Linked DNA regions of Homo sapiens: region 2 is linked to region 1. A link is an interaction called in ENCODE POLR2A ChIA-PET data of the cell type or tissue named here. Cell type or tissue: PC-3. All regions are shown on one strand. Links, peaks and the distances in the headings refer to the core of each region. The heading gives the core; the rest is flanking DNA.

Region 1 (5,491 bases), core at 169-5,168:
TTCCAACTATGTGGTAAGTTTTGGAATAAGTGTGATGTGGTGCTGAGAAGAATGTATATTCTGTTGATTTGGGATGGAGAGTTCTGTAGATGTCTATTAGGTCTGCTTGGTGCAGAGCTGAGTTCAATTCCTGGATATCCTTGTTACAACTTTCTGTCTCGTTGATCTGTCTAATGTTGACAGTGGAGTGTTAAAGTCTCCCATTATTATTGTGTGGGAGTCGAAGTCTCTTTGTTGGTCTCTAAGGACTTGCTTTGTGAATCTGGGTGCTCTTGTATTGGATGCATATATATTTAGAATAGTTAGCTCTTTTTGTTGAATTGATCCCTGTACCATTATGTAATGGCCTTCTTTGTCTCTTTTGATCTTTGTTGGTTTAAAGTCTGTTTTATCAGAGACTAGGATTGCAGCCCTTGCTTTTTTTTGTTTTCCATTTGCTTGTTAGATCTTCCTCCATCCCTTTATTTTGAGCCTATGTGTGTCTCTGCACGTGAGATGGGTCTCCTGAATACAGCACACTGATGGGTCTTGACTCTTTATCCAGTTTGCCAGTTTGTGTCTTTTAATTGGAGCATTTAGCCCATTTACATTTAAAGTTAATACTGTTAGGTGTGTATTTGATCCTGTCATTATGATGTTAGCTGGTTATTTTGCTCGTTAGTTGATGCAGTTTCTTCCTAGCAGCGATGGTCTTTACAATTTGTCATGTTTTTGCAGTGGCTGGTACGGGTTGTTCCTTTCCATGTTTAGTGCTGCCTTCAGGAGCTCTTGTAAGGCAGGCCTGGTGGTGACAAAATCTCTCAGCATTTGCTTGTGTGTAAAGGATTTTATTTCTCCTTCACTTATGAAGCTTAGTTTGGCTGGATATGAAATTCTGGGTTAGAAATTCTTTTCTTTAAGAATGTTGTATATTGGCTTTCACTCTCTTCTGGCTTGTAGAGTTTCTGCAGAGAGATCTGCTGTTAGTCTGATTGGCTTCCCTTTGTGAGTAACCTGACCTTTCAGTCTGACAATTATGTGTCTTGGGGTTGCTCTTCTCGAAGAGTATCTTTGTGGCATTCTCTGTATTACCAGAATTTGAATGTTGGCCTGCCTCGCTAGATTGGGGGGGTTCTCCTGGATTATATCCTGAAGAGTGTTTTCCAGCTTGGTTCCATTCTCCCTGTCACTTTCAGGTACACCAATAAGACGTAGATTTGGTCTTTTCACATGGTCCCATATTTCTTGGAGGCTTTGTTCGTTTCTTTTTACTCTTCTTTCTCTAAACTTCTCTTCTCTCTTCATTTCATTCATTTGATCTTCAATCACTGATACTCTTTCTTCCACCTGATCAATTCGGCTACTGAAGCTTGTGCATGCATCACGTAGTTCTTGTGCCATGGTTTTCAGCTCCATCAAGTCATTTAAGGACTTCCCTACGCTGTTTATTCTAGGCAGCCATTCATCTAATCTTTTTTCAAGGTTTTTAGCTTCTTTGCGATGGGTTCGAGCATCCTCCTTTAGCTCGGAGAATTTGTTATTACCGATTGTCTGAAGCCTTCTTCTCTCAACTCGTCAAAGTCATTCTCCGTCCAGCTTTGTTCTGTTGCTGGCGAGGAGCTGCGTTCCTTTGGAGGAGAAGAGGCGCTCTGATTTTTAGATTTTTCAGCTTTTCTGCTCTGGTTTCTCCCCATCTTTGTGGTTTTATCTACCTTTGGTCTTTGATGATGGTGACGTACAAAATGGGATTTTGGTGTGGATGTCCTTTCTGTTTGTTGGTTTTCCTTCTAACAGTCAGGACCCTCAGCCGCAGGTCTGTTGGAGTTTGCTGGAGGTCCACTCCAGACCGTGTTAGCCTGGTTATCACCAGCGGAGGCTGCAGAACAGCGAATGTTGCAGAACAGAGATGTTGCTACCCGATCTTTCCTCTGGAAGCTTCGTCTCAGAGGGGCACCCAGCTGTATGAGGTGCCAGTCGGCCCCTACTGGGAGGTGTCTCCCAGTTAGGCTACTGGGAGGTCAGGGCCCCACTTGAGGAGGCAGTCTGTCTGTTCTCAGATCTCAAACTCTGTGCTGGGAAAACCACTGCTCTCATGAAAGCTGTCAGACCTGGATGTTTAAGTCTGCAGAAGTTACTGCTGCCTTTTGATCATACTGGTGACCAGGGAAGCGGGGGAAAGCCGGCAGTAACAGGCCTCACCCAGCTCCCACAAAGCCCGAAAGGCCAGTGCCACTCCCAAGGTGCCTCTTCCAGCAGCACTGAGTTAATTTCCAGGCAGCTGCTGAGCAGTATTGAGAAGCTGCCCCAGGCTATATGCCCTCCCCCTCCCCCGAGGAAGTAAGCAGGGCTTTCAGGTTTCACGCTTCCCTACCTGCCGTGGTTTCTTTGCTGCTTTCTGCACTGCCTGTTTGCCTCCTCCCCCGATTCTGTCCAGGAAACTTCATGTTTGTTTGAAACTGTTACACAGTTCAGCTGGAAGTTTCCTTCTCCTTGGGGTCTTTCCCCAATTCCACTGGCAGCTCTCCCCAAGGGCCTCTGTGAGACAAAGTCAGGAATGGCTTCCCTGGTGACAGAGAGTGCCCACAGGGCTCTTCTGCTTCTTCCTTTATCCCTATATTTCTCACAGCTCTCTAAATTAATCTCAGCTCCAGGTGAGGTCACATCCTTCTCTCGTGAATTGGCCCTTTGGGATCCCCAGTGAGGATGTGTGTTCAGAGGCAGACATTCCCTTTCACACATTGGGCACTCAGAGTTTTTTGGCTGTCTCAGGGGACCAGCAGCTGTAAACTGCTTCCTTTGAAAGGTCTATGGATTCTCTCGGCTTTCCTGGTACGTTCCCGTGGTAGTAGTTCTTCGAGTAAAAGTTCACGGTGTGAGTCTCCACACACTACTCGGTGTGTCTGAGTGGGAGCTCCAAGTTAGTTATGCGCCCTGTCTGCCATTATTTTCCCATTTTGAGTTAGTTTTCATATATTGTGTTATGTAAAAGTCCAACTTCATTCTTTTGCATGTGGATATCCAGTTTTCCCAGCAACATTTGTTAAAAACCTGTCCTTTTCCCATTGAATGGTCTTGGCTCCCTTCCCAAAAATCCTTTGACCATAAAGTGAGATGCTTTTTTTCCTCTGAATTCTTTATTTCATTGTTCTGTATGTCTGTTTTCATGCCAGTACTGCACTATTTTTATTAACGTAGCTTTGTAGTAAGTCTTGAAATCAGTAAGTATGAGTTTTCTAGCTTTGTACCTCTTTTTCAAAACTGTTTTGGCTATTCAGGGTCCCTTAATATTCCATATGAATTTTAGAATGGATTTTTCTCTTTCTGCAGAAAGCATTGTTGGGATTTCAGTAGGAACTGCATTGAATCTGTAGGTCACTTTGGATAGTATTGACATCTTAACAATATTAAGTTTTCTAATTGATGAACATGTAATGTCTTTCTAATTATTTATGTATTCTTTAATTTCTTAAAGCAGTGTTTTGTAGTTTTTGTCGTACAGATCTTTCACTGTCTTGGTTAATTCCTAAGGTTTCTTTTTTTTGCTGTTGTAAATGGAATTATTACTTCAAGAAGTGTTCTAGTTAGTGCGTAAAAATGTAACTCATTTTTGTGTTGACTTTGTATTTGCTTCTTTGCTAAATTAATTTATTAGTTCTAACAGGTTTTTTTTTTTTTTTGGAATCTTTAGGGTTCCCTGCATATAAGATCATATCATTTGTAAGAAGATAATTTTACTTTTTCTTTCCAGTTTGGTTGTCTTTTGTTTCTTTTTCTTTCCTAATTGCTCTGGGTAGAACTTCCAGTACTATGTTGAATAGAAGTGATGAAATCAGGAATTCTTGCCTTGTTGTAGATCTTAGAGGAAAAGCTTTGAGTCCTTTACCATTTGATCTTAAAGGAAAAGCTTTTAGTCCTTTACCATGTGTCTGATGTTCACTGTGGGTTTCTCGTGAGTGTTTATATCATGAAAGCATATTGAATTTTGTCAGATACTTTTTCTGCATCAATTGAGAGGACCATGTAGGGTTTTTTTTTCCTCCTTAATTCTGTTAATGAGGTGTATTGCCTTGATTGATTTCCATATGTACAACTATCCTTGCATTCCAGGATAAATCCCACTTGGTCATGATGTATATAATCTTTTAATATGCTGCTGAATTCAGTTTGCTAGTATTTTGTTGAGAATTTTTACATCACTGTTAATAATGGATATTGGTTTGTAGTTTTTTTTTTCTCTTTTTAGGTTGCTCTCATTTCTATTTCTAAAAATAATTTTAATTGACACAGTCATTGTACATATTTATGGAGTACATAGTGATGTTACAGTACATATAATGTATCAGGGTAATTAGCATATCCATGATCTCAAACACTTCTTTGTGTTGGGAACATTCAGTATCCTCCTCCTAGCTGTTTGAAACTATATTATTATTGTTAATTATAGTCATCCTACAGTACTATAGAATACAATAACTTATTTCTCCAACTATTATCATTAGCTGTAATTTTGCATCCTTTAACACATCTCTCCCTATGCCTCCCTTCCCCTTCTTGGTTTCTACTATCCTTTGTTGGTTTGTGGTTTTCTTGTGTGTCTTTGTCTGGCTTTGGTATCAGGGTAATGCTGGCCTCACAGAATAAGTCAGGAAGTGTTCCCTCCTCTTCTGTTTTTTTTTTTTTGTTTTTTTGTTTTTTTTTTTGGAAAAGTTTGAGAAGGCTTGGTTTTAGTTCTTTTTCACATGTTGAGCAGAATTCACCAGTGAAGCCATCATGTCCAGGGCTTTTCTTTGTTGGGAGGTTTTTGATTACTCATTCAATCTCCATACTGATATAGGATTTTCAGATTTTCTGTTTGTTATTCTGTTTCAGTAAGTTTTGTGTTTCTCACAGTTTTTCCTCATCTAGGTTATGCAGTTGTTGACATTCGGTTGTTTATAGTATCCTCTTATCATCCTTTGTATTTCTGTGAAACTATTAGCAATGCCCTACTTTCATTTCTGATTTCAGTAATTTGAGTCTTTTCTTTTTTTCTTAGTCTAGCTAGAGATTTATCAGTTTTGTTCCTTTTTGAAGAACCAACTTTTAGTTTCATTGATTTTTCCATGTTGCTTTCCTGTTTCCCATTTTGTTTATCTCTGTTCTTTATTGTTTTATTTCTTCTGCTAGCTTTGGGTTTAGTTTGTTCTTTTTCTGGTTTTTAAAGTTGTAAAAATAGGTTCTTGAATTGAGAACTTTCTTTTTGTTTCGTGTGTTAATAACTATAAATGTCTTCCTTAGCACTGCTTTATCTGTGTCCCATAAATTTTCTTATGTTGTGTTTTTCGTTTGTCTCTAAGTATTTTCTAATTACTCTTGTGATTGATTCTTCGCCCCATTGGTTGTTTGATTTCCACGCATTTGTGAATTTTCCATTTTCCTTCTTTTATTGATTTCTAACTTCATTGTATTGTGCTCAGAGAAGATACTTTGTATGCTATCTGTCTTTTAAAATCTATTAACACTTTATTTGTGG
Region 2 (5,263 bases), core at 264-5,263, 67 kb after region 1:
GTGACAGTTTATAGATGCCATGGCAATGTCAGGAATTCACCCTATATGGTCTAAAAAGGGGAGAAACCGTCAGTTCTGGGAATTGCCCACCCCTTTCCCAGAAAACTCATGAATAATCCATCCCTTGTTTAGCATATAATCAAGAAGCCACAATAAGTATAAGCAGCAGAGCAGCCCATGCTGCTGCTCTGCTTATGGAGTAGCCATTCTTTATTTCTTTACTTTCTTAATAACTTACTTGCTTTCACTTTACTCTATGGACTTGCCCCAAATTCTTTCTTGTGGGAGATCCAAGAACACTCTCTTGGGGTCTGGATCAGGACCCCTTTCTTATAACACCACCACCTGCTTTCTTGGGTCTCCAGCTTGCAGATGGCAGATTGTGGGACTTACTTCTTAGCCTTCATAACTGCATGACTAATTTATCATATTAAATCTTATTTTCTTTATATATATCTCCATCCTACTGGTTTCTCTGGAGAACCCTAATACATTTCCCATCTCTCTGCAGCTAGAATCAGCCAGAAACATATAAGGAGACTCCACCAGGAGTGGGGAGTTCTTGGGAAAGCTTTTGCTTCTGAAAAAAGATAAAAGTACACAGGAGAGCTGTCTGGTGCCATTCCTTGAGCATGTGAGAGACTGTGTCACCGGGAGCAGCAGTTATCTGTGGCCATAAGTTGAGATGACTGGATGAAATGCTAACATGTTGAGAAGGTAGGACAAAAAGAAAGAACCAGGGACACTGATGACATTGTTGAGGTGCATCAACCCTAGAACCATTATTAAGAGATTTATTATGTGAAATATTATTATTTACTGTTTTACTACTTGTAGCTGAAAGCATTTCTAACTGTGTACAGGACTACTTTTAAACGCAAGAAAGAATTTCTGGTGTTGAGGACTGGGTTATTTGCATTAACAACCATCCAATTCTTTGTGCACTGAAGTCTAAGTCACCCACATTCTAGGGTCACCTACACAGATAGTGATGAAGCTGCTTCTAACTGGTCCATGTTTTTTCCACTCTATGATAGTAAAAACAAATAGAAAAACATCTGCATTCCTCCCTTTTTACACACTCCCTGCGGCAATATTGGTATTAGACATAGCAGAAAATAATAACTAAGAAAATAACTTGAAGAAAACATGTCTACAAGCTTTTTGTTAAGAAAAAAAAAAAAACCCAATCTTTAAAGCCCGTATTTATTATACAAATAAATCAGAAATAATAGGTATATGGGGAGAAATGGGAGAAGAGAAAGGAAAGCCAAGATAGTGCTCATTTTTCACATTAATTCCAAAGGACAAAGGATGGGATGGGAGCTCGGGGGTTTCTGAAAATGCTCACCACAATCAGTTTACACAACTTTTCAGAAATATGTTAACTCTGTATCAGAGCACACTTTAATAATCTAGATATATATAGAGACACAATCTGTTTGTCTAAAGAAGCTTCCAGATTTTCCATTTAGTGTGTCTTTTACCTTTACCATAACCCTGAGTCATCTCTGATAGTTCTCATTTTGGAAGTGATTCCATGCATAGAAAGTTGTGTGTGGGCTCCCTAAGGACAGTAGCTGGGTCCCTTTTGTTCATTGGCTTACCCATAGCCTGCAGCACAATGCTTTGAACATAGGTAGTATTCAACCAATGTCAACTACAAGATCCCAGAAGACCCAGAAGACCCCTTACCTTTAGGAATGTGTGTCTTGTGAGGCACCTGGGATATTATCGCTAGCTCATTTTCTCAGACAAAACACAGAACAGTGACATAGTTTTGTAAAGGTCACAGGGCTAAGCAGCTCTCTCCAAATTTAGTCCTGTGCACTTTTCCCCAGATTTATTCCCAACAATGCCTGCTACACTCTTTAAAAACCAGCCTCAGACACATCTGTTCTATGAAAATTACATGGAACAGAGAAGTAACTATTTCCTCTCAGTGAACAACATTCTGCCATTTAAAAGGAAAAAGTGAACTTTGTGGGTTCCTCTTGTATAATTAGGATTTAATTTCCTTCAGATGGAGATGTGTAACTGATATTGCATATTATATACTGCACAGTCACTAATATAGAGAGATTCAATATGCATTCACTATGACAATGCATCAAAGAACTTTTTTTTTTACCCTTTTATCTTCATATCCCAGTTTGCTTTGCAAAAAGAATTGGCATTTCATTAAATATATAAATAAATAAAAGACTATTTTTTCAAGATTCACTAAACAGGTGTTGCTTACCTTAAGGCAAAATTTTTATAAACTAAAAAAATTCAGTTTCTGTAACTGTTCCAACATGAAAAGGACTAGTTATTCACCTGAGAGGAAATGTCTTATAATGAAGACTTTTTATTGAATCTGGATTAGTCCCTTGCCCAACACTAATACTGACATTTTTCCTGCTGAGTTGCAAGTGGCAATTCACTTTTGGAAGAATTTATGGGAAAATATAACATTATTCTATTTCCCAACCACAAGTTTTGTTTATTCCTCACACTATATAGATGGTGAGTCTCAGAGAACTGGGGGCTTCTTTGCTCCTTGATGGGGAAACCCAGCTGTGTGCTTCACGCAGGGCTGTCCATAGCCTGCAGCACAAGGCTTTGAACATATGAGGGGGTGTTCAACCAATGGCAACTGCAAGATCCCAGAAGGCTCCTTACACTGTGGGGACTGACAGCCTCTTATTCCCCAGTAACTCCTGTGGTGTTTCCAGCTTCACTCTTACATTGGCAAGTAGGGATGGAACGCGCTGACTGCCGTGTGAATGAACTGTGTACCTTGTTACTTCAAACATTGAAACTCTGATATTAAATTTTTTTTTTTTTTTTTTTTTTTTTTTTTTTTCAGACGGAGTCTCGCTCTGTCACCCAGGCTGGAGTACAGTGGCGCGATCTTTGCTCACTGCAACCTCTGCCTCCCGGGTGCAAGCGATTCTACTGCCTCAGCCTCCTGAGTAGCTGGGATTACAGGCACATACCACCACACCCAGCTAATTTTTCTATTTTTAGTAGAGATGCGGTTTCACCATGTTGGTCAGGCTGGTCTCGAACTCCTGGCCTCGTGATCCACCTGCCTTGGCCTCCCAAAGTGCTGGGATTACAGGCATGAGCCACCTCACCCGGCCCATTAAATATTTTTTAATGTGAGAAGATATACTTATTATCATGAACATACAAGGGAGGGATTTGATCACAGCCGAGCATTGCGGACATGTGACTTTGCGTGACTTGAAAAACCCTGGATACCAACATCTGATCAAGTGGAAAATTCATATGCCTAGGAAAAGTAGCCCCTGTGATGGGTGAATCTGGTGGCACTGAAATTTTTTCTTTAACTGCATTGAAAGGAGATGTATCAAACAAGCCTCAGCATGTTATTTAATTATGAGATCTGTTTTAAAATTTAAGTGAGAAACCAGGATATCTAGAAGCAAGTTATAGAGAATGCAAAACCTATTCCCCTTTAGGTATTCAGCTTGATGAGCCAAGTGATAATAATGGCTGTAGTCAGCTGTTGTTATTTTTGCAGTATCTAAGGAAGAGAGTGTAGATGAATTCTTCTCTTGTGAACTGCTTCAGTTAACTATGAAAGGAATCAATGTGTTCAATCTCATCCAAGATTTCTTTTTGAACCATTAGCTAACACTTCATGTGTGTGGATCAGTTCTTACTGATGGTACCTCCTGCTATGCTTGGTAAAACATCAAGCTTTGCTGCCTAGAATACAAAATAAAGAAAAATGAGTAGCTATTTGTATAATGCACTATTGTGCACTTGCTGCAAGAAGTTTGCCTGCAAAAACAAATAATGTTCTGTCTTCTTTATATGGTAACAAAAACTCCACCAAGAAAAAGATCCAAAACTTTGCCTCTTCCATGATTTTTTTTAAAGGAATTGGTAAGCTGACACATCCATTTCCATATAGAAATGAGGTGGCTTCCCACAGCAACATGTTTATTTTGCAACTAGATAAAGTGATGAAAATTAAGTGAAGCACTTCTCTCTTTCATCCTTCTGAGAGGGTAGCCTTCCCTTAGTTGTCTTGGGTGCCCATGTAATTGAAGAAAGAAAGAATGCAAAAATATTATATTTTTCCAATTCTGGCACTAAAAAAATAAGATTATGCAGGAAAAAAAAAAGACTTTCAAGTCAGGTTATTTCCTTGAGAGATTTCCCAAATACTCTGTCTCCTCTTTAACATACCATAGTCCCAGCCTGGAGGATCTAGCTTACAGAATTTTCCTGTGGGCTAGAGAAGAAACCTTTACTCCCTATGACAGCAAAGCTTCAAGACCTGCTGCTACATGGCAGAAGATACGACATCACAAAATAGACAACCCACCCTTTTTTTCCCCAAAGGATGGTGGGAAGAAGGAAGCAGAATGGAAAAGAACTAGGAAAGCCAAGTACAGAGATGATGTGTGTTCCAAGCACCACCCACCTTACCCCACCCCTGTCCCGCCCAGCTTAGAGGACTGAAGAGAATGCAGAATTAGGCATGGGTAGGGCTGCTTTTGTCCTAGTTCCCTTGGGACTGGTCGGGGACAGGCTCATAGGCTGTTCTGCACCACCCAGAGAGAAGCTGTGTCACTTGGCAGTACAGTAGGCCAGGAGAAGATTGTGGTGGCCCCACGTGGCTCTGTGGTATTTATATAGGATCCTGCAGCTGCTGAGTCTCTGGTGCGGAGCAGCCCAGTGGGGGTTGTTATAGTGGCAGTGGGGTGCCCTGTAGAGAGCATTACAGAGTGGGTCACCAGGCCCAGGATTAGAAGTGTCTGTAGCCCCCGAGGAACCGGGACAGGACTGAATCAGTCAAGAAGAGACGAGATGATGATGACGGAGTGGCCACAAAGTCCTCCCACCCCTACCCTATCCCAGATGAGCCCATGCTGTAACCACATGAAGAGCAAAGAAACAACTATTTATTCTCAGGGACTGTGTTAATGATTCCCAACCATCAGCATCGAAGAAGAGGTCCGGAAGAATGTGAAGAATGCTAAGTCTTGTGTGGAGAATAGAGGGGAGCATGAAGACAATCCACAGCCTGCAGGCAGGGACTTCATGGACACTCTACATTGTGCAGCAGCCACAGAATTCAGCCACAGGTGCCAGCTGGGTGAGTACCAACCAGGTGGATTAGGTCCACCACCCAGAAGATGCATAAAAAAACCACACCTGTCCCCCCAGATCCACAGAAGCCATCTTAGGGAAGAATCAGTGGGGATACTCAAGATAAAAAATGTGGAAGGCTCTTTTTCTG

The links. Peaks named below come from ENCODE experiments on the same cell type or tissue, not always from the same donor. Only the 100,000 strongest peaks of a DNase experiment are listed, where the experiment ranks them.
Region 2: POLR2A ChIA-PET joins it to region 1 with 6 read pairs; 2 of 35 experiments call an interaction of 5 or more read pairs at or near these places.

Annotation. Positions count from the first base shown.
Region 1 is chr7:7,199,452-7,204,942 of GRCh38, forward strand. All of the region lies in intron 1 of C1GALT1 (core 1 synthase, glycoprotein-N-acetylgalactosamine 3-beta-galactosyltransferase 1), which reads left to right. Among named protein-coding and RNA genes, the nearest start is that of C1GALT1, 20 kb to the left of the region's middle. RefSeq lists enhancers at 1,893-2,411, 2,562-2,691. In PC-3, for the core only: no CTCF peak of the experiment used is centred there; a DNase peak (open chromatin) is centred at 2,290; H3K4me3 peaks cover 1,097 bases; H3K27ac peaks cover 1,289 bases.
Region 2 is chr7:7,266,726-7,271,988 of GRCh38, forward strand. It overlaps LINC03016 (long intergenic non-protein coding RNA 3016), which reads left to right. Exons shown (of 4, transcript NR_108073.1): 3 at 512-717. It overlaps LOC107986764 (a long non-coding RNA gene), which reads left to right and starts at 4,679. Exons shown (of 3, transcript XR_002956539.2): 1 at 4,679-5,119. In PC-3, for the core only: no CTCF peak of the experiment used is centred there; no DNase peak of the experiment used is centred there.